Regions from separate parts of the Homo sapiens genome. Here region 2 is linked to region 1. Evidence: chromatin loops called from intact Hi-C (ENCODE). Cell type or tissue: Caco-2. All regions are shown on one strand. Links, peaks and the distances in the headings refer to the core of each region. The heading gives the core; the rest is flanking DNA.

What was found. A loop is a pair of places that touch in the nucleus more often than their neighbours do. Peaks named below come from ENCODE experiments on the same cell type or tissue, not always from the same donor. Only the 100,000 strongest peaks of a DNase experiment are listed, where the experiment ranks them.
Region 2: it touches region 1 in a loop (2.7-fold over the local background); 2 of 110 quality-filtered maps call a loop at or near these places.

Annotation. Positions count from the first base shown.
Region 1 is chr12:31,740,732-31,755,935 of GRCh38, forward strand. It overlaps LOC105369724 (a long non-coding RNA gene), which reads right to left. Exons shown (of 4, transcript XR_931501.3): 2 at 12,417-12,605; 3 at 10,517-10,622; 4 at 8,402-8,707. It also overlaps the pseudogene IFITM3P2. Among named protein-coding and RNA genes, the nearest start is that of AMN1-AS1, 19 kb to the left of the region's middle. RefSeq lists a silencer at 2,356-2,445 and enhancers at 7,889-9,088, 8,075-8,660, 8,383-8,452, 8,473-8,652, 8,504-8,798 and 1 more. In Caco-2, for the core only: no CTCF peak of the experiment used is centred there; a DNase peak (open chromatin) is centred at 8,660.
Region 2 is chr12:31,846,784-31,861,987 of GRCh38, forward strand. No RefSeq gene overlaps it. Among named protein-coding and RNA genes, the nearest start is that of LINC02422, 33 kb to the right of the region's middle. RefSeq lists an enhancer at 12,986-13,225. In Caco-2, for the core only: no CTCF peak of the experiment used is centred there; a DNase peak (open chromatin) is centred at 7,468.

The sequences.
Region 1 (15,204 bases), core at 4,685-12,684:
GGTGCTACCATCTTATGTAACATGACCCCAATCATGTACACACAATCACATACATCCCATCATCTTTACTGTTTCTTTCAGTTAGAAGCGAGCCACAGATCCTGCCCACACTAAGGGGAAAGGATCACATAAGGGGAGGCAAGGATCGTGGGGCCAACTAAGAGTCTTTCCACCACAAACCACAAAGCCTTCCACTGCAAATATTATTGTGTTTGGTTATGTCCTAGAAAAAAATAAGGTTTTAATCTCACATGAAAAGTCAGAATGCCAGACTGGGCAATATGGGAAAACCTCATCTCTTCCAAATATATATATATATATATCCAGCTGTGGTGGCACATGCCTGTAGTCCCAGCTACTTAGGACGCTGAGGTGAGTGGATCGCTTGAGCCTGGGGGGGGTCAAAGCTGCAATGAGCCAAGACTGTGCCACTGCACTCCAGTGGACAACAGAGTGAGACACTGTCTCAAAAAAAAAAAAAAAAAAAAAAAGAGAGAGAAAAGGAAGGAAGGAGAAGGAAGAGAGGAAGAGAGGAAGCGGGGGAGGGAGGGAGGTCAGAATAAGAGGAGGGAGGTCAGAATAGGATAGTTCCAGGGTTGGTTGTTCAGTGGCTTAATGACATTATAATTCCTGCTCAGAACCTCTGTGATTCCCTTGAGTTTTCCTCTCATGCTTTCAAGATGGCTCTGCAGGTCCAAGCAATACATCCTTGCACTGAGGATGCAAGTTAGGAAAATTCTAGTTCATTGCTTTACTTTGAGCCTCTTATTTGACTTATTCCATTTTACTTGTGAAATACGCATGTGACAGCTGGAATTGGCATTAGACATGTTAGACAGAAAGTAAAATTGAGTATATTTCTGATTCTCAAGCATTTGTTTTTGCCACTGTTTAAGAAATAAGCAATGCATTGTCACATACTAAGCACTCAGTTGTTTGTTGAATGAAATATAACACTGTAGGGTAGGGTAGGAGAACACTAAAGTTCCTGGAGGCAGGTAACATGTACTTGTATTTTTCTCACATCTCTCTTGTTAAGAACACAAAATCTTTGCCTAGAAGAACTCACAGCAGCATCCTCAGTACTATGGCACTTGCTATGATTAAACCAATCATTACCAAGGGAAATGAGATATGACTTAGATCAATCATAATTCATCCCTCAGGATGGGCATGAGTCTGAATACCCCTATAGCACATGGCCATCTGATACCTGAACAAAATCAGGATTCTGTTAAAAAAGAAGAGGAAGGGAGAAGGAATGACTATAAACAACAAGCACCATCCTCCACAGATTCAAGGAAGAATTAAAAGGGGTAGTAAGGTGGTCTCTCTAGAGAGGCAATGTTTTACTTGAGATTTGCCAAGAAATTGTCAGACTTGTGAAATCTGCGGACTAGCAATCCGTGGGGTGGGTAAGGAAGAGCAAATATACTGCTTAGAGGTACAGAGTTTCTTTTTGGGGTGATGAAAATGTTCTAAAATTGATTGTGGTGATAATTGTACAATTCTGTGAATATACTAAAAATATATACTTTAAATGGGTGAATTGTATGGTATATGAATCATACCTTAATAAAGCTGCTATTTAAAAAAAGAATAGTAATGTAATACCTTGAGACAAGACAAGCTTGATATGAATTATAAGAATGGTTTGACTGGGTCAGATTCAGTGAAAAATTTTCATAATAGACCTTTAATTATTGTTAATCTGCTAAAAAACAGTATGGAACTTAAGTACCGAGCTTCTAATGGAAGATAGAGAAATACCCTATATTTTCAGGTGGGATATTTCCTATCGGTGTTTTTTTCCCAGGAATGCAGTTTTCCTAGGCTTCAAGCTGCTCAGAATATGTGGCCTTCAATAGACCTGCAGCCAGGATTAGGTGGGACTTTGCCTCATCTGAAGGGCTTCTTCTTATTTTATTTATCGTAATTTTTTGTAGAGATAGGATCTTAATATATTGCCCAGGCTGGTCTTGAAATCCTGGACTCAAGTGATTCTCCTGCCTCAGCCTCCCAAAGTGTTGGGATTACAGGTGTGAGCCACCGCACCCGACTTACAGGGCTTCTTCTATACTTACTAATTCTCCTAATGTGTGACATCTGGTCTACTACTTAAATTGGTGCTTTTCCATTGGATATAAGCCTTAGCAATAGATATTACCTAATTTTCTCTTACCTTTTTATGGGTGGGGTTATTTTCATTATAATTTTTTTTTCCTGGGTTTGCACAACTGCCAGAAAACATTTTATCAGAGCTAGGTTATGAACATTGCAGGTGGGCCTTTCAACTTCCTGCAGAAGTGCAGAGGTGCAACTGAGCATTCACTAAGAACTGGCACTTGTCCAAACTGTGCAAAAGAGGGAGTGCAAGTCTGTCTCACACACGTAATTGAGGAAGGAAAAGAAGGCCAGTGTTGCTGAAGCTTAGGGAAGGAGATAAAGACAGAGAGGTAGGCAGGGACTAGATCACATAGTGCCTTGAGAATCATAGAGATTTGGTTACAGCTAAGTGCAATTGGGAGAATGTTGGAGGGTTGCTCTGAACAAGGACATGACAGGATCTGATATGCATTTTTAATAGATTAATTTTGGGGAAAATATATGTAACACAAGTAACTGAAGAGGATGTGTATCTAGATTTTAAAAGGTACTGCAAATCAATATGATGAAAACACACACACACACACAATTGGAAAATCAGCAAAATACTTAAGCAGGCACTTCCCCACAGAGGAAATCTAAATGGTCAAAAGCATATGAAAAATGTTCTGTCTTGTTAATCAACCAGGGAAATACATGTTCGAACTTCCACATGTTGGCCGGGCGCAGTGGCTCACGCCTGTAATCCCAGCACTTTGAGAGGCGGAGGTGGGCGGATCATGAGGTCAAGAGATTGAGACAATCTTGGCCAACATGGTGAAACCCCGCTTCTACTACAAATACAAAAATTAGCCGGGCGTGGTGGCACGCACCTGTAGTCCCAGCTACTTGGGAGGCTGAGGCAAGAAAATTGCTTTAACTTGGGAGGTGGAGGTTGCAGTGTGCCGAGATCGCGCCACTGCACTCCAGCCTGGTGACCTAGCAAGACTCTGCCTCAAAAAAACAAAACAAAAAACGAACTTCCACATGTTAAAACTTGTACAAGGCCGGGCATGGTGGCTCATGCCAGTAATCCCAGCACTTTGGAAGGCCGAGGCTGGCAGATTACGAGGTCAGGAGATTGAGACCATCCTGGCCAACATGGTGAAACTCCATCTCTACTAAAATACAAAATATTAGCTGGGTGTGGTGGCACATGCCTGTAGTCCCAGCTACTCAGGAGGCTGAGGCAGGAGAATCGCCTGAACCCAGGAGGCGGAGGTTGCAGTGGGCCAAGATTGCGCCACTGTACTCCAGCCTGGCAACAGAGCAAGGCTCTGTCTAAAAAAAAAAACAACAACAACAAAACAAGCAACAACAACAAAAAAACTTGTACAAAAGCCAGAGGCAGTAACAGGAGCCTGTAGTCCCAACTACTTTAGAGGCTGAGGCAGGAGGATCACTTAAGCCCAGGAGTTTGAGGTTGTTATATATAAAGGTTCGGTGCCGCAAAAGAAATAGCACTCGAATATAAAATTTTCTTTTTAATTCTCAGCAAGGCAAGGTACTTCAATAGAAGGGTGTGCCCTTACAGATGGAGCAATGGTGAGCGCACACTTGGATAAGGGAGGGGAAGGGGTTCTTATCCCTGACACACGTGGCCCCTGCTGCTGTGTGGTTCCCCTATTGGCTAGGGTTAGACCTCACAGGCTAAACTAATTCCAATTGGCTAATTTAAAGAGAATGACAGGGTGTGTGCTTTGGCAGGAGTCAGGGCAGGGCAGGTAGCAGGTAATCAGAATGAGTTAGGGTGGAGTAGGTGACCAGAATGAGTCAGAGTGGAGTAGGTAATCGAAAAAGGTAGCTTTACGAGGAAGTTAAGTTTAAAAGTAGAAGGCAAATAATTGAACATACTGACATTAATTCTTTGAAAAGAAATTTAGAACTCATATCTAACAAGGCTATGGTGCAGTATGATTATGCCTGTGAATAGCCACTGCACTGCAGCTTGGGGAACATAGCAAGACTCCGTCTCCAAAAAACTCCCCCCAAAAAACTGTACAAGCCACTAGGATGGTAAAAGTAGGAAAAACAATCTGACACTCTCAAGGAACTTTGACAATACCAATGGAAACTCACCCTTTGGTAGAGCATTAAACAGGTTGTAACCATTTTGGAAAAGAAAGGCTGTGCATCTTCAAGTTTATTAGACAGTCTGATATCTACATTCTCCTAGTTATATATCTTAGAGAAACTCTTGCATGTAAGTGCCAGAAAGCATGTATCAAAGTGTTTATTGTAGCACTAATAATAACTGAAAACACCCAAAAGTCCATTAAAGAGTATAATAAATTATGATATTAATTACAATATATGAAATTCTATACAGAGCTACAGCTATATGCATAAGGACAGATGAAGCTCACAAACATTATATTGAGCCAAAAAGCAGCAAGTCACAGAAAAAAAAAATAGTGAGATTCCATTTATATAACTTGAAGATGGGTAAAACCTAAACTATATTGTTTAGGTTGTAATATTGGTGATATTGCTTATGGATATAAGTGTGAGATAAAACTAAAGCAAGAGAATGATCATCACGCACACACACACATACACACACACACACACACACAAATACATGCACACAAAGAACTGCATTTATCTTTGCAGAAAGGGAGGAAATGTGAGCAAGAAGAGGTCTTATGATGTCCTGAAAGTGTTCCGTTTCTATGAAGCATGAAAATTTTTAATTTTGTTGAAGTCCAACCTATCTATTTTTTTTCTTTGATTGCTTGTGCTTTGGAGGTCATATTTAAGAAATTCTTGCTAAATTCATGGACACAAAGATTTACACCTATGATTTCTTTGAAGAGTTTTATAATTTCAGCTCTTACATTTAGATCTTTGGTATATTTTGAGTTAATTTTTGTATATGACATGAGGTAGGGGGTCCAATATTATTCTTTTGCATATTGTGTTCCAGTTCTAAACCTGTGTGTTTGGATACATGGATATTTACTTTATAATATATTTTATATACTCTTATGTATGTATATTTTATAGATTGAAAAGTATAAGAGACAATGGCTTTGGGTACTGTTTGGAGTATCCTGTCTGTGGAGAATAAGTTGTGAAACAGAGAAAATCAGAAAGACCAATTGGGATGTTTCAAAGGTTTCTGGCTAAAGTAACAGTATGGATGGTGGTGCCATTAACTAAGACAGCAATGAATGCAAAAAGAGCAAGTTTTGTGGGGAGACACAAAATTATCTTTAGGATATGTTAAATTTGAGAAGCATTTTAAACATCCAAGTGGAGAAGTCAAAATGTAATTGGAGCCTGGTGTGGTGGAACATGGATGTAGTCCCAGTTACTAAGGCTGAGGTAGGAGGATTGCTTGAGCTCAGGAGTTTGAGACCAGCCTGGGCAAAATAGTGAGACCCCCATCTCCACAAAAATTTAAAAATTAGCCAGCTATGGGTGGCATGCACCTGTAGTCACAGCTATTCTTAGGAGGCTGAGGCAGGAGGATCACTCAAGTCCAGGAGTTCAAGGCTGCAGTGTGCTACAATCACACCTGTGAATAGCCACTGCACTCCAACCTGGACAACGTAGTGAGACCTCATCTATAATAATAATAATAATAAAGCAGCAAATGATATATGAATTCAGAGTTCAGGGAAGAAAACAGGGCTCTAGGTATTCATTTGGGAATCCGTAACATGCTTGTCATAAAGCTATGGGACTGACTGAGATTAAATAGGGAAAGAATGTACACAAAAAACAGAAGAGCATCAAGGACCCAGCTCTAGAGAGTCCTAATATTTAGAAGATGAGGAGAAAAAAGAGGCAGGTACTAGCAAGGAGATTGAGAAGAAGCAGCCAGTGATAAAGAGGGGAAACAGTGTGGCTTCAGGAAAACTTCAAGAAGAAAGTGTTTCAAAAAGAAAATAATGGTCAGCTACTACTGAGAAATTAACTGTGATTTGGATAGAGAACAAATCATTAGATTTGGCAAGATAAAGATGGTTGGCAAGCTTGATAGGGGATGTTTTGTGGCAGATGGCAAGTGTCGGTGGCTTTATCCAATTCTGAACAGGATATTTGCTAGCATGCACACAAGACCGTAATTCCTCTTTCATAATGAATGCTACTAATGTTACACAATGTCAGATGAGTCACTTGACAATGTAATTTTCCAGTAGCAGTGTGTTTTGCTTTCTCTCTGAGCATATTTTGAATAATTTCACATTAGGTTTTTACAAACCTTTTGACAGCAGTAAGAACTGTCTGTTTTAGGATATAAGAAGTGCAAATCTGAATGGATATCTAGTTTTGGCCTCTTTCTGACTTTAGCAAAAGAATTATTTAATTTTTTACTATGCTGTTTTGTTTTAGAAATGAAAAATTTAATTGGTTTACCAGTGCTCAGTGTTTTGTTAGAAATCAAAATGAAGGTCGGGCGCGGTGGCTCACGCCTGTAATCCCAGCACTTTGAGAGAACGAGGTGGGTGGATCACAAGGTCAGGAGATCGAGACCATCCTGGCTAACATGGTGAAACCCTGTCTCTACTAAAAATACAAAAAATTAGCCGGGCCTGGCAGCGGGCGCCTGTAATCCCAGCTACTCTGAGGCAGGAGAATGGCGTGAACCTGGGAGGTGGAGGTTGCAGTGAGCCAAGATCGCGCCACTGCACTCCAGCCTGGGCAATAGAGCGAGACTCCATCTCAAAAAAAAGAAAAGAAAAAAAAAATCAAAATGAAAGCATCATTAACTTCATGTCAAAACTTGACAGACTTACTTAAAAGATAAACATGGTGTAAAAAAAAGAGTAGCTGGATTGCTCATTTTCAGATATCCACTTTCATACTTCTATTCACATTTTTCTTTACTTGTTTCTATAAAATTATCATATTCACCTATTTCCTCAGTGAAAATGGGGCTCTTGTTAATTTTTTATATTTGTGACATTCTCTACTTTAATATTCACATTACTATTTTCATCACTATGTTTTGGTTTAGTGAAATACTTTCAAAGTCCTCGATAACATTTTTTTCTATAAATTTTTTATTTTTTAATTATCCGGGCATGGTGGCTTCGCCTGTGGTCCTAGCTACTTGGTAGGCAGAGGCGGGAGGATCACTTGAGCCCATGAGGTCGAGGCTACAGTGAGCCATGATCACGCCACTGCATTCCAACCTGGTCAACGTACGTAGCAAGACCCAGCAGTGTTGTCTTGAGCATGTCACTTAACCTCTCCAAGTCTGTTTCCTCATCTTTCCTTTGCAAGCACAGCAAGTCCCTGTAATAAGATAGGCACAACTGTCTGATCCAGGTAGGCACGAGTTGGCAAAGACTGGAGATCTACCTTCTGCTTTGATGACTTTTCTGCATTAATCTTCTCATTTTCTACTATCCTCTGGCCAGGCACGGTGGCTCACCCCTGTAATCCCAGCACTTTGGGAGGCTGAGGTGGGCAGATCACGAGGTCAGGAGATAGAGACCATCCTGGCTAACACACTGAAACCCCGTCTCTACTTAAAATACAAAAAATTAGCCAGGCATGGTGGCCGGCGCCTGTAGTCCCAGCCACTTGGGAGGCTGAGGCAGGAGTCCATAACATTTTTTTAAACATTGGCGATATAAGGCCACACTGGTAACCACATGAAAAATTAAAGTGTTGTGAAAATATTTTAAACCAAGATGACTTTTACCTGGTAAATTTTTTTTTTTTTTGAGACGGAGTCTCGCTCTGTCACCCAGGCTGGCGTGCAGTGGCACCATCTCGGCTCACTGCAACCTCCGCCTCCCAGGCTCAAGCGATTCTTCTGCCTCAGCCTCCCGAGTAGCTGGGACTACAGGTGCGAGCCACCACGCCCAGCTAATTTTTGTATTTTTAGTAGAGACAGGGTGTCACCATATTGGCCAGGCTGGTCTCGAACTCCTAGACCTCGTGATCTGCCCACCTTGGCCTCCCAAAGTGCTGGGATTACAGGCGTGAACCACTGCGCCCGGCCTTACCTGTTAAATTAATGTTAGTGGAAACACATTGCCAAACTCAATTTTTCAAGTACATGTATCTTCAAAATACAAATATACTTCAAAGCTACTGTACTTTGAAATATGTTATCTTCAAAAATGACATTATCACTAAGAATATAGGAAGCCTTAAGAATTGAATATGGTGGTTCAAAATTAGTATTTTTCCTCTTTGTAGGGGAAATCACCCAAAAGTAACAATCAGAACTGTTACCACCTGACTGGTTCTTGCCCACTGCACAGATAAAACCAAAACACTGAGCCAGCAGGAGTTGCAGCAGAGAAAGAGTTTGATTATTGCAAGGCAATAGAGTGAGGAGGACGGGATACATTTCCCAGATCCACCTCACCAAGAATTCAGAGGCTAAGGTTTTTAAGGATGATTTGGCAGGTAGGGCATTAGGAAACAGATGTTGTGGATTGGTTGGGGGATGAAATCATAGGAGTGTTGAAACTGTCTTCATGTGCTGAGTCATTTCCTGCAGGGGAGTGGTCAGAGGACCGGTTGAGTCAGTTCCTTTGTTGCAGTCACGGTCACTGTTCAAGCTGGTGTCAGTTGATTCACCTGAAGGCAAAGTCTGAAAAATATCTCAGAGATCAGTCTCAGGTTTCACAATAGCGCTTGTGACTGCCTGTTACATAACTCCTGAGCAATAAGCAATTATAGAAAAGCAAACAAGAGAACAATGATGGGCTATCATTCAACTACGCCTACAGCTTAAGAGGTGAGCTCCCTGGTGATTGAAACTGCTTGCACTCCTCAGTTGATCCAACTTCTGGAAAATACAAAGGCAGTCTGCATGACTTAAAGATCATTGTTTCTTTTTCTTTTTTTTTTTTTTTTTGAGACAGAGTCTTGGTCTGTCGCCGAGGCTGGAGTGCAGTGGCACAACCTGGGCTCACTGCAACCTCCGCCTCCTGGGTTCAAGCGATTCTCCTGCTTCAGCCTCCCGAGTAGCTGGGATCACAGGCATGTGCCACCACGCCTGGCTAATTTTTTGTATTTTTAGTAGAGGCGGGGTTTCACCGTGTTGGCCAGGCAGTGGCTCAATGCCTATAATCCCAGCACTTTGGGAGGCAGAGGCTGGCAGATCACCTGAGGTCAGGAGTTCGAGACCAGCCTGGCCAACATGGTGAAACCCCGCCTCTACTAAAAATACAAAAAATTAGCCGGGCGTGGTGGCACACGCCTGCAATCCCAGCTACTCGGGAGGCTGAGGCAGGAGAATTGCTTGAACCCGGGAGGCAGAGGCTGTAGTGAGCTGAGATCGCACCACCGTACTCCAGCCTGGGCGACAGAGCAAGACTTCATCACAAAAAAAAAAAAAAGGACTATGTTACGTAATCATGCCTGGTAGATGAAAATGTCAAAGGGAAAGAAAGTAAGTGTAACAAACATCTATTAGCTGTGCCTCTATTTTAACAAAATTTAGGCCTCTCTAAATTACAAAGTAAGTGGAATGGTTGAGTGTGGGAGGGCATTAGGGGTGCAGATTTTAGAAGTATTTTATTAGATTTAGGGTTTGGGATTAGATTAGATGAGGGGTAATAAATGATTGCTAGGGAGAATGACTGGATCAGGGAACAGAAATTAACTTGTAGGTAGTTCTCTTTGGAATTTAAATGATCCTTGGAGAGAGTCAGTCATTATCTTGAAAAAGGGTCTGTTTAGGTGTGGTTACATTTTCGGTCTTACAGATGTTACCAAAACACCCAAGATTCAGTCTAGGTCCTGTTGCTCCCCTCACAGAAAGCCAATCATTAAGACAATGAGTATTGCCAGGGAAGAAGGCTGTAATCCAGTGCTGCAGCAGAGGAGATGGGAGATCAGTCCCAAATCCAACTCCCTGACTGTCTAAAATTTGGGATTTGTATAGCAGGGAAGAAATGTAACTATGTGTGGAAAAACGGGAATTTTAGGGAGGGGTAAGGAAGAGAAAGGGGTCAACAGGAAGCAGGCAGTCATGATTGGTGAGGCGTCTGGCTCCCTTTGTCCAGATGTGATGATCTGGTAAGTTTCAGCTCCTTGATACTGTCTGGGAGGACTGATGGTTTCTTTTCTGAGAAAGCAACTCAGATAAGACAGATGTAATTTTCTCAAGTTTTAAGACCAGGAGGATAAATTTCTATGTTTATTAAAAAGAACCATAAACATCACCTCTACAGGACAATTGGGCAGGTTTCCCAGGGAAGGGAAGAAAACTATTGTTCTCCTTGGTGGGTCTGGAGCTTAGGCAGGTAAAGGAACTTGAGCCTCTTTGGAAGAGCTGGTGAGGGGTGGGTAGATCAGAGAGACCTTGAGTCTTCTTAGTTCAGGATGTAAACATGCCATATTTTGGGGAATTGGTTTCTAAGCCTCAACATTACAGACAGGAATGAAAACCGACCTTGTCTGGAGGAGAACTTTCCAAGTTTGGTACAGAGGACTCCCACAGATTATGATGAAGCCATCAACTCACAAACTGGATTACCAAACACACAAGAAGGCAATCACTGTGAGAGTCAGCAGAAACAACTGATTTAGATTTCTCAAATATTTCTAGTATTAGAATTATAATTACATATATACGACATAAAACAGCTGTGTATGAAGTGTTTAAAGAAGTATATAATTTAAAAAGTGAGCCTTCAACTAGAAACAGGAATGAACAGAAACATTTTGGAAACAATCCAAAAAGAACCAGGAATTAAAAATATAATGGGGTGACTCACATCTGTAATCCCAGCACTTTGTGAGGCTAAGGCGTGTGGATCCTTTGAGATCAGGAGTTTGAGACCAGCCCAGTCAACATGGCAAAACCCCGTCACTACAAAAATACAAAAATTAGCCAGGCATGATGGCACATGCCTGTAATCCCACCACTTTGGGAGGCCGAAGGGTGGATCATTTGCGGTCTGGAATTCAAGACAAGCCTGGCCAACATGATGAAACCCCATCCCTACTAAAAAGACAAAAATTAGTCAGGTGTGGCAGTGTGCGCCTTATAATCCCAGCTGCTTGGGAGGCTGAGGCAGGAGGTTGCAGTGAGCCGAGATCGCACCACTGCACTCCAGCCTGGCCACAGAGCGAGACTTCGTCTCAAAACAAAAAAAAAAAAAAAAAAAAAAAAAATGAGGTCGGGGATGGGGAAGTGGTGGTAGGAACTCAGTGGAGGGATGAACTAGCAGATTAGATAACTCAAGTGAGAATTTGTGAACCAGAAAATATATCTAAATAACTGATCCAGAATGCACAGGGAGAAACAAGGAAATGGAAAATATGAAAAAAAGGTTAAAAGATATGTAAGATAGGATGAGAATGAGACAGGATAGTTCATAGTTCAAGGTCAAGTCTTGACCTTGACCCCCTTTGTGGGCAGGAACTGGAGTGGCTTGTTTCACTCAGCCTGCAGTCCGTGGATGGCTAAGTGTTAACAGCCCAGGCTGACAGCCTTCTGCACCTGCCCTTCTTGACACCCGAATTCTTATTCAGAGTCCAGGAAGAATCAGGTCACATAAACTTTTTGAAGGGTAGTGTATATGGAAGATTTTACTGTGTGATAAAAGTGGCTCTCAGCAGGATGGGGAATTGGAAAGGGGATGGTATGGGAAGAAACTGCTCTTTCTCTGAAGCCGTGTCTATCTGTAGTTTCCGATGCTCAGCTGCATGTATTCCTGATGCTCAGCAGCTTGTATCCCCGACCACTTGCATCAGCTGCTGAGGTTGCTCTTTTTCTTCCTTTTGTTCTGCTAGCTGGTCTGGTATTTATAGGCATATGACAGGGGGTGGAGCGGGCCAAAAAAGCAATCATTTGGGTGGAAAAAATGGGGTCAGCTGTTTCACTTAGGACTGAGGTTCCAGGCTTGAGGGTGAAGTTTAGCCTGGAGCCCAGCAGTTCTGCATCAAGAAGATTTAACATACACTTAGTTTCAATTAGAAAGATAGTGAGAAAAGAGTAGAGGCAATGTGTAAAGAGATAATGGCTGTGAATTTCCCAGAACTGGTGAGAAGCATATACCCACAGATCTTGAAAGCAAAGAAAAAAAAAATAAGGAAACAGGGAAACAAATTTAAAATATAATTTTTAAAAAATTGCAGAGAAAAAGGAAACGAGTCTAAAAATGTAAAATGGCATATTACTAAAAAAGATTCCAAGTAGTCAAGAGCAATCTATGTCCTGATAAAATTATTAGATTTCAAAAAGAATTATTTAAAAGCCAGAGAATAAATCACTTATAATGAGAAAAACAGGCTGATTTCAGATTTCTCCACAGCATTTGTTCTTAGAAGACATTATGTATACATACCAATAAAATCCTCCAGCAAAGAGATGTGACCCAGGAATTTTGTATGCAGTCAAACTGTTGCTTAAATATAAAGGTAGGTGGTGTGGTGCCTCACGTCTCTAATTCTAGCACTTTGGGAGGCTGAGGCAGGAGGATTCCTTGATCCCAGGAGTTCAAGACCAGCCTGGGCAACATGGTGACACCTTGTCCCTAATAAAAATAAAATTAAAAAAAAATTTAGCCAGGCATGATGATGCATGCCTACAGTTCCAGCTACCTGGGAGGCTGAGGTGGGAGGATCGCTTGAGTGCAGGAGATTGAGGCTGTGGTGAGCCATGGTTGCACCACCACACTCCAGCCTAGGTGACACAGTGAGACCCTGTCTCAAAACAAGACAAAACAAACACACACACATATATATATTTGTTTATATACATACATATGTATGTATGTATATAAAGCCAAAGAGTTTTGAAAACACAACATCTTAAGGGTATTGTTTGTATTAACTCACATGAAGAATCCACCAATGGACAAATGTTGTCAAACCAGAGATGACTAGAAAGCACTGGGTAGATAGCATAAGCGCTGCTGGTAAATTGGCTTAAAACTAAAATAAATGTGGGATTGTTGTTATTAAACAGAACAAATATACACATTAAGAAACATAATATAATTAACAAAAATTGAGAAGTTGTAGAGAGAAAAAGGAGGTGGAAGGAAGAAGAAAGCTACTAATTTAATTATTAGCAATTATCAGAATAGGGCATTGATAATAGTGGTTAAAGAAAGAAGATCAGGGCCGGGCACAGTGGCTCATGACTGTAATCCCAGAACTTTGGGAGGCCGAGGCAGGTAGATCACAAGGTCAGGAGATGGAGACCATCACGGCCAACATGGTAAACCCCGTCTCTACCAAATACAAAAATTAGCTGGGCCTGGTGGTGTGGCACACACCTGTAATCCCAGCTACTCAGGAGCGTGAGGCAGGAGAATCGCTTGAACCTGGGAGGAGGAGGTTGCAGTGAGCCAAGATCGCGACACTGCCCTCCAGCCTGGGTGACAGAGCGAGACTCCATCTCAAAGAAAAAAAAAAAAGAAAGAAGATCAGACATTTGACAAAATACAAACATGCATAATTATCAGAAGAAATGGACATACAACAAAAACATCTCACATACGAAAACATCTCACATACGAAAATATTTTTAACTTTGAAACCATGAATTATAACATGAAATAACATGATATAGTCATGACCAAACATGTCTTTCATATCAAAAATTTTAAACAATTGTAATAATTGTAAATGAGTTTAATTCATCTAGTAAAAGGGGAAAAAGTCAGATAGAACCACAAATAAAAAATAATTCAATACCATAAAAACAAAGACAAACCTAAAACTAATAGATTCAGAAGGACAGAAAATGAAGAGAAAAAAAGATAAATGGGCAAACCTGTACTAGGCTAATGCAAACGAAAGTAATTGTTATCTTAATTTCAAATATGGAGAAAACAAAACTACTGGGGAAAGGGAGGGTCCACTGAGAACCATCCCAGTAACTCAACCACGGCTGGTCTTCGCTGGACACCATGAACCACACTGTCCAAACCTTCTTCTCTCCTGTCAACAGCGGCCAGCCCCCCAACTATGAGATGCTCAAGGAGGAGCACAAGGTGGCTGTGCTGGGGGTGCCCCACAACCCTGCTCCCCCAACGTCCACCGTGATCCACATCCGCAGCAAGACCTCCGTGCCCCACCATGTCGTCTGGTCCCTGTTCAACACCCTCTTCATGAACCCCTGCTGCCTGGGCTTCATAGCATTTGCCTACTCCGTGAAGTCTAGGGACAGGAAGATGGTTGGCAACGTGACTGGGGCCCAGGCCTATGCCTCCACCACCAAGTGCCTGAACATCTGGGCCCTGATTTTGGGCATCCTCATGACCATTCTGCTCATCATCATCCCAGTATTAATCTTCCAAGCCCATAGATAGATCAGGAGACATCACTGAGGCCAGGAGATCTACCCATGACCTGTATCCTTTGTACTCCACCTTCCATTCCTCGCCCTGCTCCCGGAGCCAAGTCCTGTATCAGCCCTTTATCCTCACACACTTTTTTACGACGGCATTCAATAAAGTGTACGTGTTTCTGGTAAAATAAATAAATAAATAAATTCAAATATGACTGAGTTTGGGGGAATAAGTGCTAAATAAGACACAGACACTTTATATGCTAAAGGTTGAAATTCACAAAAATAACAGTTATGAATATCTATTTACAAATAACATGGCATTGATATAAGCATAGCCCTTAAAGCAAAAGTTAAGGTGTTGGAGGCCATGGGCTGTTGACCCCCTAAAGGTTTGCTAAAAAATCACCGACATGAAGCAGATTGACGAATAGAAGAAAAAGCGTACAAATTTATTTAACATGTATACACAGGAGCCTTCAGAATGCGGACCCAATTTCCCAATAAGTAACAGAAGCTTATATACCACCTTGAAATTGCAGAAACAATGCGGACTCAGAGTATGTCCAAAAACAGGATTTAGTGGCAAGGCAGGTTATGGGAGGAAGAAAGGAAGGAAGAGGCTTTGCTAGCAATGGTGGCCTTGTTGTACAGAGAAGCCTCCCTCAGAGGGAATACATGGTAAAAGTTTATTTCCACACCTTTAAAGGTGCCAGACTGCCAGTCTCTCCTGGATCGGGAAAGGAATAGAAAAGAGAGGCAGGGCTGCATTAGTGGAGATTCTCTACAGATGCAAATTTTCCCCACAAAGGACAGCTTTGCTAGGCCACTTCCGT
Region 2 (15,204 bases), core at 4,095-12,094, 110 kb after region 1:
AGCTGACCTGCAGATCTGCCAGTAAGATAAATAAATTCTTGGCCAGGCATGGTGGCTCATGCCTGTAATCCTAGCACTTTGGGAGGTTGAGGCAGGTGGATCACCTGAGGTCAGGAATTCGAGACCAGCCTGACAAACATGGAAAAACTCCATCTCTGCTAAAAATACAAAATTAGCCAGGCGGGTGGTGCATGCCTGTAATCCCAGCTACTCGGGAGGCTGAGGCAGGGGAATCGCTTGAACCCAGGAGGAAGAAGTTGTGGTGAGCTGAGATGGCACCATTGCATTCCAGCCTGGGCAACAAGAGTGAAACTCCATCTCAAAATAAAAGAAAAATAAATTCTTAAATTACCTGGGCATGTTGGTGCATGCTATAATCCCAGCTACTCGGGAGGCAGAGGCTGAAGTGAGCTGAGATCACGCCACTGCACTCCAGCCTGGGCAACAGAGCAAGACTCCTAAAAAAAAAAAAAAAAAGGAATTCTTGTTGTAAGCCATTTGGTTTTGGTATGTATGTGTTTTGTTGTTGTTGTTATTGTTTTGTTTTGTTTTTTTTTTTGAGACGGAGTCTTGCTCTGTCACCCAGGCTGGAGTGCAGTGGCGCAATCTCGGCTCACTGCAAGCTCTAACTCCTGGGTTCACACCATTCTCCTGCCTCAGCCTCCAGAGTAGCTGGGACTACAGGCGCCCACCACCATGCCTGGCTAATTTTTGTATTTTTAGTAGTGACGGGTTTCACCATGTTAGCCAGGATGGTCTCGATCTCCTGACCTCATGATCCGCCTGCTTTGGCCTCCCAAAGTGCGGGATTACAGGCATGAGCCACCGTGCCCGGCCCTAAAAAGGGGAGGCATGAATAATCCACCCCTTGTTTAGCATATCGTCAAGAAATAACCATAAAAATGGGCAACCAGCAGCCGGCTGCTCTGTCTATGGAGTATTCTTTTATTCCTTTACTTTCTTAATAAACTTGCTTTAACTTTATTCTATGAATGTGCCCTGAATTCTTTCTTGTGCAAGATCTAAGAACACTCTCTTGGGGTCTGGATTGGAACCCCTTTCCAGTAACATCTTTCTGACGACCCAGAGGGGACTATAGTGTGGAAACTCCCAACTCAAAGGCTAACTTTGGTTAAGTGTTGGGGTCTGATAACATCTTTCTCATGAACCACAAGTGGGACAATACTGAAAATACTTCTCAACCCAAAGGAAACAGACTGCAGCACTAATTGGCCAACTTTGGGTAATTGGGGTACCCAAGTAAAGGATGGGATTGGGTTAGAGGTGCAACTTAGGGGAGTTAGAGTCTCTCCTGAAACAGAGTGGGTTAGAGACTCATCTTAATAAAAGGCAAGAACGCTTAACCAACCTTGGGTTAGAGGCCCAAATTAGAAGAGTTATCCCTTCTAAGATTTAGGGAGTTAGAGGCCTCTCTCAGTAAAGTCCTTCTTGGCTAAGAATGGGTTTGACACTATTAACTGCTATTCTCTTTCAAATAATCTGCCTTGCACTCTTTGCTGACAGCTATGGGTGACAGGATTAGGCATGAACAGGATCGTGGGACATGGGGAGCTTTTTCTTCCCTAAAAGGGGAAACTTGAGAGCTGATGGGACTGCTGAAAAATATCCCTTCACAGCTGACAAGCGGCCACCTGAACTTTTGATTCAGTGTTGCTGGAATGGGTGGGTCTTTCTCTCAACTCCCTGAGATCTTCACCTTCCCCATCCTGCCACAGGCAAGGCTTTTCTCTCTCTCCTTTCCCTTTCTTATTTTTTCTATTACTCAGGGTAACCATCTTTCCCAGAGATCACAAGTCAAAACTCTCTGGTCAGAGGTTGGATTAATGATGATGGGGCCCAACAGGGGGCAAGTTTGAGCCTTGCCAGTTTGATATTGGGTGCTAAGCAGAGTGGCAGGTCATAAACTGCTTCTTTGACTTTTACAAATTGTTCAATTTATTTTATTCTATTTTATTTATTTATTTTTGAGATGGAGTTCCATGCTGTTGCTCAGGCTGGAGTGCAGTGGCACAATCACAGCTCAATGTAACCTCTACCTCCTAGATTCAAGTGATTCTCCTGCCTCAGCCTCCCAAGTAGCTGGGATTACAGGCACGTACCACCATGCCTGGCTAGTTTTTGCATTTTTAGTACAGACAGGGTTTCACCACATTGTCCAGGCTGGTTTCTAACTCCTGACCTCAAGTGATCCGCCCCACTTGGCCTCCCAAAGTGCTGGGATTACAGACCTGAGCCACCATGCCCAGCCTCAATTCATTTTAAAGCATTAAATTCTAGATAAGGCCTGGGGATATATGGGATTAGCCATGCCCCCTAGCTATACAAAGAAGGTTATAAAGAAAAAGATTTTATATAACAAAGGATCTTGTATGGTAAATTCTTGTTCTAAAGTAAAATGGTTGTTTGACAAGAGGTATGTTTAGGACAAGTCCGAAAGTCCAAGCATGTCATAAATGGTCTGTGTAAGTCATAAAAATATGAAAATAATTTATGCAAAAAATGTTGTACAATTTAAAGGTAATTAGGCTTCCTAAATGTGTCATAAAATGCCACTATAACTTGTAACTGTAAAACTTTCCTGCTTTACAGCTAGGTAAGGCCTGGGACACGTAAATGCTAAAAAAAAATCAGACCTTATCTGCACTTCTGTCTGCTGTCCTCGGCTCCATACCTAATTAAAACCCTGAACTTACCAAGGTTTTCACCAAAAGTTAAAGTCACTAAGAGTTAACAGTGTAACATGTATTTGTGACTACTGAAGAAACAGTTTTACATGCAAGGTGTGTAAGAAAAGTAAACTTTGTTTTTAGTAAAAAATTATAAAAAGGCATGGGCATGTATTTTTTTTGCCTAAAGGGTTAAAGGATTGCTTTAAGTGAAATAGGAAAATTCTAAAGGTTTAAACAAGTTGTAAACGTTTTATAAAAAAATTAATTATAAAAAAAATCTATGTGTGAACAGATTGGCTAAAGTTAAAGGGGTATTATTCAGTTTTAAACTAAACATTGGAATAAAAGCACAACAGGTTTTTCTTAAAGCAAAAACCTGCTTTTACTCTGCTCTTTAACAAATATTGTAAAGGTAGTTATAAAAGAGGTTTATAAAAATCTTACCTTATGGTCAAACTGATTAAATACATTTGTCTATAAGGTTTTATTAAAAACTGGGTTTGACAGTAATAGTACACTAATGTAAAAGTGACATTTGGCTTATTTTATATAAAAATCATACAAGAAGCACTGTCAAATATAAAATAATGTTTAGCTTCTTTGGGCTATATTTGTATAAATATGTTATTGGTATGTGTTCCAAAATAATTCTAATATAACTTAGTGTATATTATTAATAATTATAATTGTTACATAAAATCATTGTATGCCACAGAGGTAACCAAATTTCTTTGTCAATTGTGTTTTTAACTGTGACTGTCCTAAGACATTTTGTCATCCACGGACACTTGTTGTTTTATTCCTCTTTAAAAAAATGGTTTATAATCAGCTATAGGACTCTAACAGGTGCTCTTAAATTCAGGTTTCTAATACCTTTGAACACTGTAATATTAAAATACAGGAAAAAACTTTCGGACTCACGGAAAGCTGAAATGTTCATAAATATCAAACAGGAATTAACTGCATGGACTAAACTAATAGAAGCTATTTACAGCTTTTAACAATTAAGTATACTCCTGTAAACAAAACGTGGATCATATTTGTTTCTCTCTACCAGATTTCTCTAAAATATGGAAACTATTTGTAAGTATTCTTAATTTATGGCAATATAGTTATTTGCATAAGTGCAATAAAAATCCATTTTCTTTTGTAACAGGATGCAATTGGAAAAACTGGTTATTTTACCAAGGCTTTAACTGGAATGGTGTGTTTTCCTTTAAGGAATTAAATTTAACTTATAGGGCCAATACAAGTCCCTTGGGAGAACTGGCCTCATACCTTGCCTACACAGTCCCTGCACAGGGTTTCTGACCTGTGATAAGTAAAGAATGTCACTTTCTAACAGGCCCAGAAGCCCCAGGTTATCTTGGAACCTCAAGAGGAGAGGAATTTACCTAGCTCATAGGTATTTAAGCATACAAACCAATGGCAGGGCTCGGATCTAAAAAAATCTTATCTAAGATTCCTTCTATGGAACAGAGTTCCAATTTACAAAAAGCTTATGTGAAAAATAATTATTCTTGCTACACTTTATGCAAACAATCAGGCCAAGTATAATAAAGCAAGTTGGTGTTACCATAATTTGTCTTTAATAAAAATGGGAAACTGGAGACAGAAAACTTAATGTTTCAAGAACTGTGGTACACTTGTTATTAAATTCTAGTCTCATCAGTTGCTTTAAATTTTTTTTCCCTGCAAATTAAACTGACTCTGCTTATTCCTGTAAATCAACCAGTAATCTCTAACTGCTGCTCAAAAGAAATGAGAGGATGGGTAATGTCAAAATCTGAATCAATATCTAATTCTGGGCACATACTGGAATCATCTAGCAACCCCCTATCAGCTTGGTTCTAACACTTGCCCAGTTGATAGAAAGCCTTCTAACTTAGTTAAGTTGGGATAATTTTGCTTATGTTGTTTTAGTGTGGTGAAATATATTGCTGTTGTACTCTTTGTATAGCAATGCAAAATAAGCTTACTCAATGTTTTCTTAAACACTTATTAATCTTCCAAATATCACCTTTTGTTGGAACTCAAAAGTTATAAATGGCCCTCAACATACCAATGCTTTCTTTCTTTCTTTCTTTTTTTGAGACAAAAATCTCACTCTGTCACACAGGCTGGAGTGCAGTGGAGCGATATTAACTCACTGCAACCTCCGCCTCCTTGGTTCAAGTGATTCTCGTGCCTCTTCCTCCTGAATAGCTAGGATTACAGACACCCGCCACCACGCCTGGCTAATTTTTGTATTTTTAGTAGAGTCGGGGTTTCACCACGTTGGCCAGGTTGGTCTCAAACTCCTGACCTCAGGTGATCTGCCCACCTCGGCCTCCCAAAGTGCTGGGATTACAGGCGTGAGTCACTGCGCCCAGGCCAATGCTTTCTAACTAAGCTCCTCTCTACCGTAAACACAAAAGACCCTAATAGTTAGGCAGGAATATCATTGCCCCTATTCAGCATAAAGAAGTTACAGAAAATGGATCTTTGTCCCTCTGCAGCCCTTAGGATTAAGGGTTCTCTTATAAAAGGAAGGTGGGAAATGTCAGAGGCATTGGAACCAGAGCAACTCCATCTTGAAAAGGGGCTGGGTGAAATAAGGCTGAGACCTACTGGGTGGCATTCCCAGACAGTTAAGGCATTCTGATTCATAGGATGAGATAGGAGGTCAGCACAAAATACAGTTCATAATGACCTTGCTGATAAAACAAGTTATAGTAAAGAAGCCAGCTAAAACCCACCAAAACCAAGATGGTACCAAGAGTGACCTCTGGTCATCCTCACTGCTACACTCCCACCAGTGCCATGACAACTTACAAATGCCATGACAACGTCAGAAAGTTATTATATATGGTCTAAAAATGAGAGGCATGAATAACCCACCCCTTGTTTAGCATATTAAGAAATAGCCATAAAAATGGGCAACCAGCAGCCCTTGGGGCTGCTGTCTATAGAGTACCCATTCTTTCACTCCTTTACTTTCTTAATACATTGTTCTCACTTTAATTTACAGACTCGCCCTGAGTTCTTTCTTGCACGAGATCCAAGAACCTTCTCTTGGAGTCAGGATCAGGACCCCTTTCCAGTAACAAAAGTAGATTAGAGATTATCAGAGGTTGGGGAGTTATTGCTTAATAATTAGAGTTTATTTTGGGCATGTTGAAGTTTCAGAAGTAAATAGTGGTGGTGGCTGCTCAACATTGTGAATATCATTCATTAATACCACTAAGCTATACACTTAAAAAAGCCAAGATGGCAAACTTTATGTTATACATACTTTACCACAATTTGTAAATGAATAACGAATTAGCCAAAATATATTGAAATGGGTGAATTGTATTGCATGTGAATTATATCTTGACATAGTTGTTAGGGACAAAAAGGGCATTCACAATTTCAACCTTGCTGAAAAGACAGAATTCTGCAGTGCTAGTAAGAAGAGTTAGGACACGGGATAAGATTGACATGCAATTATTTAGTAAGTGTATGCAAGCTTAAAATCCAAAAAATAATAAAGGAAACGCGAAGCCAGTAATTGAGGACAGAGCCACTAGTCTCCTACTTTTCATGTTTTGCTATTCAATACTTGCTACGAGAAAGACTATTTGGCTAACTTCCTAGAACTTGTAACATTGTCAGTGCCCAGCTACCTTAATATTCCAGGGAGCATTGCTGACACTGTTTTGGCTTTTGCATGATGAGTAATTATAATGCTATAAGAGAGGCAAGCCTGAGTCCTGGGATTACCCCTTTACCTCTATTTAGGTTTATCTATTCCATTCCAGTAATAGTTACTCACCGCTATTTTAAAAAAGAAAAGAGGCTTTTTGACATCAGCTGTTGCTATTCTATATGTTATCTTCTTTCTGTAAGGGAAGGTACCCTTATCACCATTCTGGATCTGAGCCTGAAATCTGGCCACCTTTTCTTCATTCATGCTGATAGTGAACCTGAAGCAGGAGGCTTTTTCAACACTAGCAAGTGGCAACAGCAAAATGGCAGCTCTGATGAAGACAGAGAATGGACCATTGGCAGTTAGTTTTTAGAAAATGAGTTTCTAGATTCTCAACTTCTGTCTATGCTTTTTCTTAAAAGAGATCTTCTATCATGCTAGCTCTCAGATGTTACCCAGTCCTACTCTTCCAGCTCCCCATTTATATCCAAGCTCCTGCTACTGATATACACCCACTATGGTGCATTGCTTATGGGAGGAGGAACCTCCAGGGCTCCAGGAAAGATACATTTCTAAATATCAGTGCTGGCCAGTGAGGAAGTGGATGACTCTGATGATGGAGTAATGCATCTTTTGCAAGTTAGATGTTTCCCAATTCTTTGCTTTCAACAAAATTGAAAGAGAGCTGAGAAAGTTGACATACCAAATTTCATTAAAAATCAACTTTTGATAATCAGTAACTATGTGGGTTTTGGCATATACTTCAGAAAGAGTTCAAATAATTGAATGAAATCACTATAATAAAACCCCTTCTATTCCATTCTACCTATTTATGCTACAAGGAGTCCAATAAAAACAAATCCATACTTAGATAAAGAAAGGCCTTTTTCAAAAAGACTTATGTAATGGGGGTGGCAGGGGGAAAGCTATTGTGAAAGAATACTCCACTGGAGCAAACAAGGTTAGAAGGAACAGAGTATGGGGGAAATGGAATCAGAGAGTGGCACATTGGACAATTTTTCTTTGCAGTCAGCCAATTCTGGAAGGGTCATTAAGGAGGTTGTTCCACATTCCAATGCTTGTTTAAACTCAACAGTAGGCCAAAGTTCAGGGGCCTCAGGGGAAAAGAGAAGCCTAACTAGAGTTTGGTCAGGTCAGATTAGCAGGTATTTTGTCCAGACTGGTCAGTGCAAACAGTTCATCTAATCATTTATGAGATAAAATAATGGGAATTTGGAGAGCCTGTGTTGTCTTTGTCTTAGGTAAACAAGGGGGTCGTCATCCATTGGTCTTATCTAAATCATATAGGGAAGGGTGGATTTTTGCAGTAAGCCATTTTCAGGACCGCAAAAGAGTGGAGGGATTTTTAAACTATTGCTATTTTCCAGGAGTATGATGCTCAGGTAAAGTTCAACATTGCCAACCTTTTTGTTTGTTTGTTTGTTTGTTTGTTTTTGAGATGGAGTTTCGCTCTGTCGCCCAGGCTGGAGTGCAATGGTGCGATCTCAGCTCACAGCAACCTCCGCCTCCCAGGTTCAAGTGATTCTCCTGCCTCAGGCTCCCGAGCAGATAGGATTACAGGTGTCTGCCACCACGCCCAGCTAATTTTCTGTATTTTTAGTAGAGATGGAGTTTCACTATGTTGGCCAGGCTGGTCTCGAACTCCTGACCTCAGGTGATTCACCTGCCTCGGCCTCCCAAAGTGCTAGGATTACAGGCGTGAGCCACCACGCCTGGTCCCATTGCCAAAGGTTTACATGGATTTGATGCTGAACCCTGTGCATTTTATTAAAAAGTCATGAGCATCCATACGACATCCATTTCACTAAAATAAGTATTTCCAGTAATGTTTTACTTCCATATTGGAGCACCCACTAACTCAGCTATTAGTGTTAAGTTCAGGAATGACAGAAGGACTCATTAGATACAATTTGTTTCCATAATATAGATGCTTATTCCATGCAAACTGCTTCATTATGCAGAATCCACAATTACATTTTTGGCATCCTGATCATTTTATCTAAGGATCCAAGATCACAAGGATTTCTTAAGCAGTTGCTGTTATTTTTCAACAAAATTACTCAACTTCTTTATACTATAATGCTTGTCCTCTGTAACGCCTTGCATGCCCCTATTGGGATCTGGGCTAGTTTGATTAAGGAGGGATCTCAGTGGGATGGCAGTGTGATTTAACTATGTTGTCCCTCCCTTTCCCTCACAGGTACTAGGGAAGCTATGAAGATCAGATTTTGCTAGGCTTAGAGCTCTTGGCTTTCCTTTCCCTTCTCTTTGTCAATGCTTTCATTTCCAAAAAAGCCATAAGAAACGAACATGGGATAGTATTTCTAGCTTTTCCCTGCACTGCTTGCTTCTCTTTTTTCAACCCATTTAATCAGTTCTTAGTGAATTAGATCAATGTTTTTTTAAATTTCACTGATAAGAGCAATTCTTGGATGGAGTCATATCAAACAACATGATGGTTAAGCAATCTTTCAGGCATCAAAATTATTTGTTCCCTATTCATCTTCTTACAACATAAGGGTTTTTTGCCTCTACGGGGTCAGAGGTCTTCGTATCAATTGCCACTTTATTTTTAATTTAATTTTTCTTTTTCATCACTCCCAAAGCACCGGAATCAATCGCCACTTTTGATACAAACCTGGATTGATGGAAAGACTAACAAAACAACGCAGTTTCTTTTTTCTTTTCTGAGATGGAGTTTCACTCTTGTTGCCCAGGCTGGAGCGCAATGGTACAAACTCGGCTCACTGCAACCTCCACCTCCCGGGTTCAAGCAATTTTCCTGCCTCAGTCTCCCAAGTAGCTAGGATTACAGGCGCCCGCCACCATGCCTGGCTTGTATTTTTAGTAGAGACAGGGTTTTGCCATGTTGCCCAGGCTGGTCTCGATCTCCTGACCTCAGGTGATCCACCAGCCTCAACCTCCCAAAGTGCTGGGATTACAGGCATGAGCCACTGCGCCCAGATCAAAACGACACAGTTTCAATACCAGTTTACTTATTTTATTCAAAGGATGCAGGACAGGTAGTTCAGCATCCAAGCAAGCACTGCTTTGAGCAAAAGGCCTTGCAATATCCCAGGCACAGTTTCCAAGCTTATCATTTCATGGGTCATGCTCAGTTACAAGGGATGAAGGTAAAGCAAGATGGACCACCTTGGCACTGGGAAGCTCTTCTACTATCTGCTCTTTGACTTTTTATAACTTATTAGTCATATCATTCCTCAGGGTGTGTATAACTTAATAAATAACTTTTTTTTTTTTTGAGACAGAGTCTCACTCTGTTGCCCAGGATGGAGTGCAATGGCCCGATCTTGGCTCACTGCAAGCTCCACCTCCCGAGTTCAAGCAATTCTCCTGCCTCAGCCTCCTGAGTAGCTGGGATTACAAGTTCATGCCACCATGCCCAGCTAATTTTTGTATTTCTAGTAGAGACGGGGTTTCACCATGTTGGCCAGGATGGTCTCAAACTCATGACCTCATGATCTGCCTGCCTCGGCCTCCCAAGTTGCTGGGATTACAGGCGTGAGCCATCACGCCCGGCCATAAATAACATTCTTTGGGAGCAGCTGTAGCACCTCAATGAAAGGTTATACAACAAATAGCCCCAACAACCAGATACACTTCAGGTGGAAAAAGCATGGTCCACACAACATTCTACACTTACCGTAACTTAGTACATTTTGAGAACTAATTTTGCAAGAAAGTAAATTCAGGGTCAGCTTCCCAGGTGTCCCTGGACCTGGACCAAGAGTTTCAATTCTCTGAGAATTGTTTCTCTTACAATGCTTAACAATTATTTTTTAAAAGTGTATTTACTTTTTGTGATTGTTTGTTTATTACTAATAACTGTAGTGATCATTTAATCCAGAAGAAACATTGACCACTTAGAACTTTAAGATCGGCTGGGTGCGGTGGCTCACGCCTGTAATCCCAGCACTTTGGGAGGCCGAGGCGGGCGGATCACGAGGTCAGGAGATCGAGACCATCCTGGCGAACACTGTGAAACCCCATCTCTACTGAAAATACAAAAAGTTAGCTGGGCATGGTGGCGGGTGCCTGTAGTCCCAGCTACTTGGGAGGCTGAGGCAGGAGAATGGCGTGAACCCAGGAAGCGGAGCTTGCAGTGAGTGGAGATCACACCACTGCACTCCAGCCTGGGCAAGAGAGCGAGACTCTGCCTCAAAAAAAAAAAAAAAAAGAACTTTAAGATGACAGGAAATAAAAACAATTTAAAATAATTTCAATTCTTAGACACATTTTTGCTCAGAGAAATATGATAAGATGATTAATAAAAGACTTTTGAACACATATTAAAATCAAATTTTGTGAGGAAAAGGAATGAAAAATTTTTCAAAGATAAAATAAATTATATAAAATGTCTGTCTATTGAAGAAGAGTGTTATTTTCTCTCTTGTATGATGAATGATGGAATATACCAAAACCCTATGCTAATTAGATTTGGTAGATACACTTTAAGAAGTAATATAACGTCTGTTTTTATTTATTTATTTATTTAGACAGAGTCTTACCCTGGTGCCCAGGCTGGAGTGCAATGGCACAATCTCGGCTCACTGCAACCTCCGCCTTCTGGGTTCAAGCGATTCTCCTGCCTCAGCCTCCCGAATAGCTGGGACTACAGGCACACGCCACCACGCCTGGCTAATTTTTTGTATTTTTAGTAGAGCCGGGGTTTCACCATATTGGCCAGGCTGGTCTTCAACTCCTGACCTCATGATCCAGTCACCTCAGCTTCCCAAAGTGCTGGGATTATAGGCGTGAGCCACCACACCCGGCCAGAAAAAGTAATATAACTTCTATTTTTAAAAGTCAATATTTACATTATGCCTCAAATTATGTTCTTTGAAACAAGTTAGAAGTAGGTGAGGAAGAACATATCTTTTTGAAATTATTTTAGGTGTACTGAGAAAAAGTTAAGTTTAACAGAGAGAAGGGATGACTAAATTATGTTAAACTATGTGACTATCCGAGGGTTCTTTTAGTACTCTCTTAATCTAGCCATAGCCCTTAGATCTATCCTCACCGTAAGAAACACATGTTTTTCTCCAATTACTTTAGGGGCGACTACTGTATGTCAAAGATCATGTCACTTGATTTTATTTATCTTTTCGTTGCAACACTATTCACAACTTGTCACTTTTGAAAAAACACAAGGTCAGTTAGGTAGATCACATGACTATTCTTAGTTTTTCATACTCTGTATCCAAATTTTACCTTTATACTCTTTGCCATGTGACTTTGCAGTTCTCCCCACTAGGGAAGGGATGTATTTCCTGTGAGTTACTTTGACTAATGAAATATGAGTTGAGGCCGGGCATGGTGGCTCACGCCTATAATCCCAACACTTTGGGAGGCCAAGGCGGGTGGATCACCTGAAGTCAGGAGTTTGTGACCAGCCTGGCCAACAATGGTGTGACCCCATCTCTACTAAAAATACAAAAAATTAGCCGGGCATGGTGGCGGACGCCTGTAATCCCAGCTACTTGGGCAGCTGAGACAGGAGAATCACTTGAACCTGGGAGGCAAAGGTTGCAGTGAGCCGAGATCACACCACTGCACTCCAGCCTGGGCAATAAAGAGCAAAACTCCGTCTCAAAAAACAAACAAACAAACAAACAAACAAATAATAAAAAAAAGAAAAGAACTATGAGTTGAAGGAACGGTGTGACAGTTCTTGCTTCAAGAGACAATAATTTCCGATATGTTCCTGCGATTATTTATTTATGTATGTATTTATTTATTCTTTTTTGAGATGGAGTCTCGCTCTGTCACCCAGGCTGAAGTGCAGTGGCACCATCTCAGCTCACTGCAACCTCCAACTCCTGGGTTCAAGCGATTCTCCTGCCTCAGCCTCCTGAGTAGCTGGGATTAACAGGTGCGTGCCACCACGCAGGGCTAATTTTTGTATTTTTAGTAGAGATGGGGTTTCACCATGTTGGTCAGGCTGGTCTCAAACTCCTGACCTCGTGATCCGCCCGCCTTGGCCTCCCAAAATGCTGTGATTACAGCCATGAGCCACTGCACACAGTTGTTCCTGTGATTTTTTTAACGAAGATTTAGGAGTTTTTCCTTTGAGTGAGAAAACTGGCGATATTTGAATAATGGCTGAAGAATAGTATTGTATGAATGTTAATTTCCCGGTTATGATCGCTGTACTGTGATTGTGTAAGATGTTAACACCAGGGAATGCTGCGTAAAAGATATACAGGAACTCTGTACTATTTTGGAAACACTGTAGTAAGTCTAAAATTATTTCAAGACAAAAAGTTTACAGGACATGCCCCAGTTAGCTGCTGGTCCAAAGAACTGAGGAAACATGTTGAGCAGTCCTGAACCCAAGTAGAAGCCTAGAGCCACACTCAGGCACCCTATAGCCTAAAGCAAGGTTGCTCCAGCCCATGCAAAGATCCATGAACTTGTTGTTGTAAGTCTGAGACATAGGAGGTGTGTTATGAAGCATTATTGTGGTAATAACTGACTGTTTTAGTCCATTCTCACACTGCTGTAAAGAACTGCCTGAGACTTGGTAGTTTAAAGGAAAGGGGTTTAATTGACTCACAGTTCCGCAGGGCTGGGGAAACCTCAGGAAACTTATAATCATGGTGGAAGGGGAAGCAAAACCTTCGTTCTTCACATGGCAGCAGCGAGGAGAAGTGCTGAGCAAAAGCGGGGAAAGCCCCTTATAAAATCATCAGATCTCATGAGAACGCACTATTATGGGAACAGCACGGGGGAAACCGCCCTCATGATTCAATTACCTCCCACAGGGTCCCTCCCATGACACGTGGGGATTATGGGAACTACAATACAAGATGAAATTTGGGTGGGGACACAGCCAAACCATATCACTGATGAATATAATGGAGTTGAAATATCTTGTCTTTAATTTGTATGTGCACATATGTGCATGTATGTCTGTATGCCCATGTATTTTAATCCAGCACCTCTTTATTCATGCATTAGAGTGACAGTCAGAGGTCCTCAATAATTGATGAGTTTTCCTTTGAGAATGAAATAAGAGAGATTTGATAACTTGATTAATTCATAGACACCACCTTAACTAAGTGATCAGAGTTAATATCACCAGTAATGAGATATATCAACATAATATAATCCCTTACATAATGCACCAAGAAGGGGGCAACATACCTGCTGTGGAATTCTTGCCAAAAATGCATAACCTCAATCTAATTGTAAGAAAATATCAGACAAACTAAATTCAGCTACTCTCTGTAAAATAACTAATCAGCAGTCCTCAAAAGTATTAAGGTCATGAAAGACAAAGAAAGACTGAGGAACTGTCACAGATTGGAATAGACTAAGAAGACATGATGGCTTAGAGAAATGTAAGATCCTGGATTAGACCTTGGACCAATGAAAGAACATTAGTGGGAAAACTGGCAATATTTGAATAACGGCTGAAGAACAGTATTTAGCAATGTTAATTTCCCGGTTTTGATCATTGTACTAGGTTGCGTAAGTGTTAACACTAGAGGAAGCTGGGTAAAAGATACTACAGGAACGCTACTATTTTGGAAACTTTGAGGTAAGTCTGAAATTATTTCAAAATGAAAAGTTTTAAAAAACATCAGGAATGAGGCCATTTATCTTTAGAGTAATACATTTTAAGGAATCTTTAGGGTTTCCATTTAGGATAATATTTGCCAGACCTCATGAAATTAAATCAAAATCTCTGAGGTGGGAGTGAGGCATCGGTATTATTTTTAAGCCCTTTAGGCGATCCCAATTGCAGCCAAGTTTAATAACAAGTAGTATAGACAATAACCATCAAATGAACACCAGTGTACCCACCACCTAGTTTAAGAAATACCCAGTTTTGTTTGTTTGCTGAGATGTCAAGGCAAGAAATATCTAGTTTTAAGAAATACGCTGTAGACTCTTCCCTGATCCTGCCTGCAAATTTCTCCAACCATAGTTTTCCTCATTCTGTAATCAAGTTTAATTTAATTTAATCATAGTTTAATCAAATACACATGTATCCTTAAAACATATAGTTTTAAACATATACTTTTATTTTTACACGTTTAACTTAATATGAATGAAACCAACATTATAAATATATTTTTGGCAGCTAGCTCTTTTCTTACTCAACATTATGTCAATGAAATGTATAGATTTTAATTCATGTAGATGTAGTTTATTTTCATTGCTTTCAGTATTTTATTATTTTGTTATATCAGGATTTGTTTGTCCATTCTAATTGAGAACATAAGGGCTGTTTCTAGTTTTTTGTTATGATACATAATATAGCTTTGAACATTCTTGTTTGCCTCATTGCGCCCACATGTAAGAGTTTCTCCTGAGCACATGCCCAGTAAATGGAATTTCTGAGTCATAGGGCACATCCATTTCAGGTGTTCTAGATAATGCCAAATTGGTTTCCAAAATCAATACACCAATTTGGAGTCCTATCAGCCGTGTGTAAGGTTGCTTATTGCTCCACATCCTTGCCATCTTTTGATTGTGTCAAACTTAACTCCTTTTTTTTTTTTTTTTTTGCAATATGGTGGGTATAAAATTATCTCATTATGGTTTGAATTTGCCTTTCCCTGTTAAGTAGTGAGACTGTGCTTCTGTTCGTGTTTCTGTGGGTTGTATACTCATGAAATGTATGTATGTGTTTTTCTTCCATTTTTCTCACGGGTTGTTTGGTATTTCTTTATTTTTTTCTTTTTTTTTTTTGAGACAGAATCTCGATGCATTGCCCAGGCTGGAGTGCAGGGGTGATCTCGGCTCACTGCAACCTCCACCTCCTGGGCTCCAGTGATTCTCGTGCCTTAGACT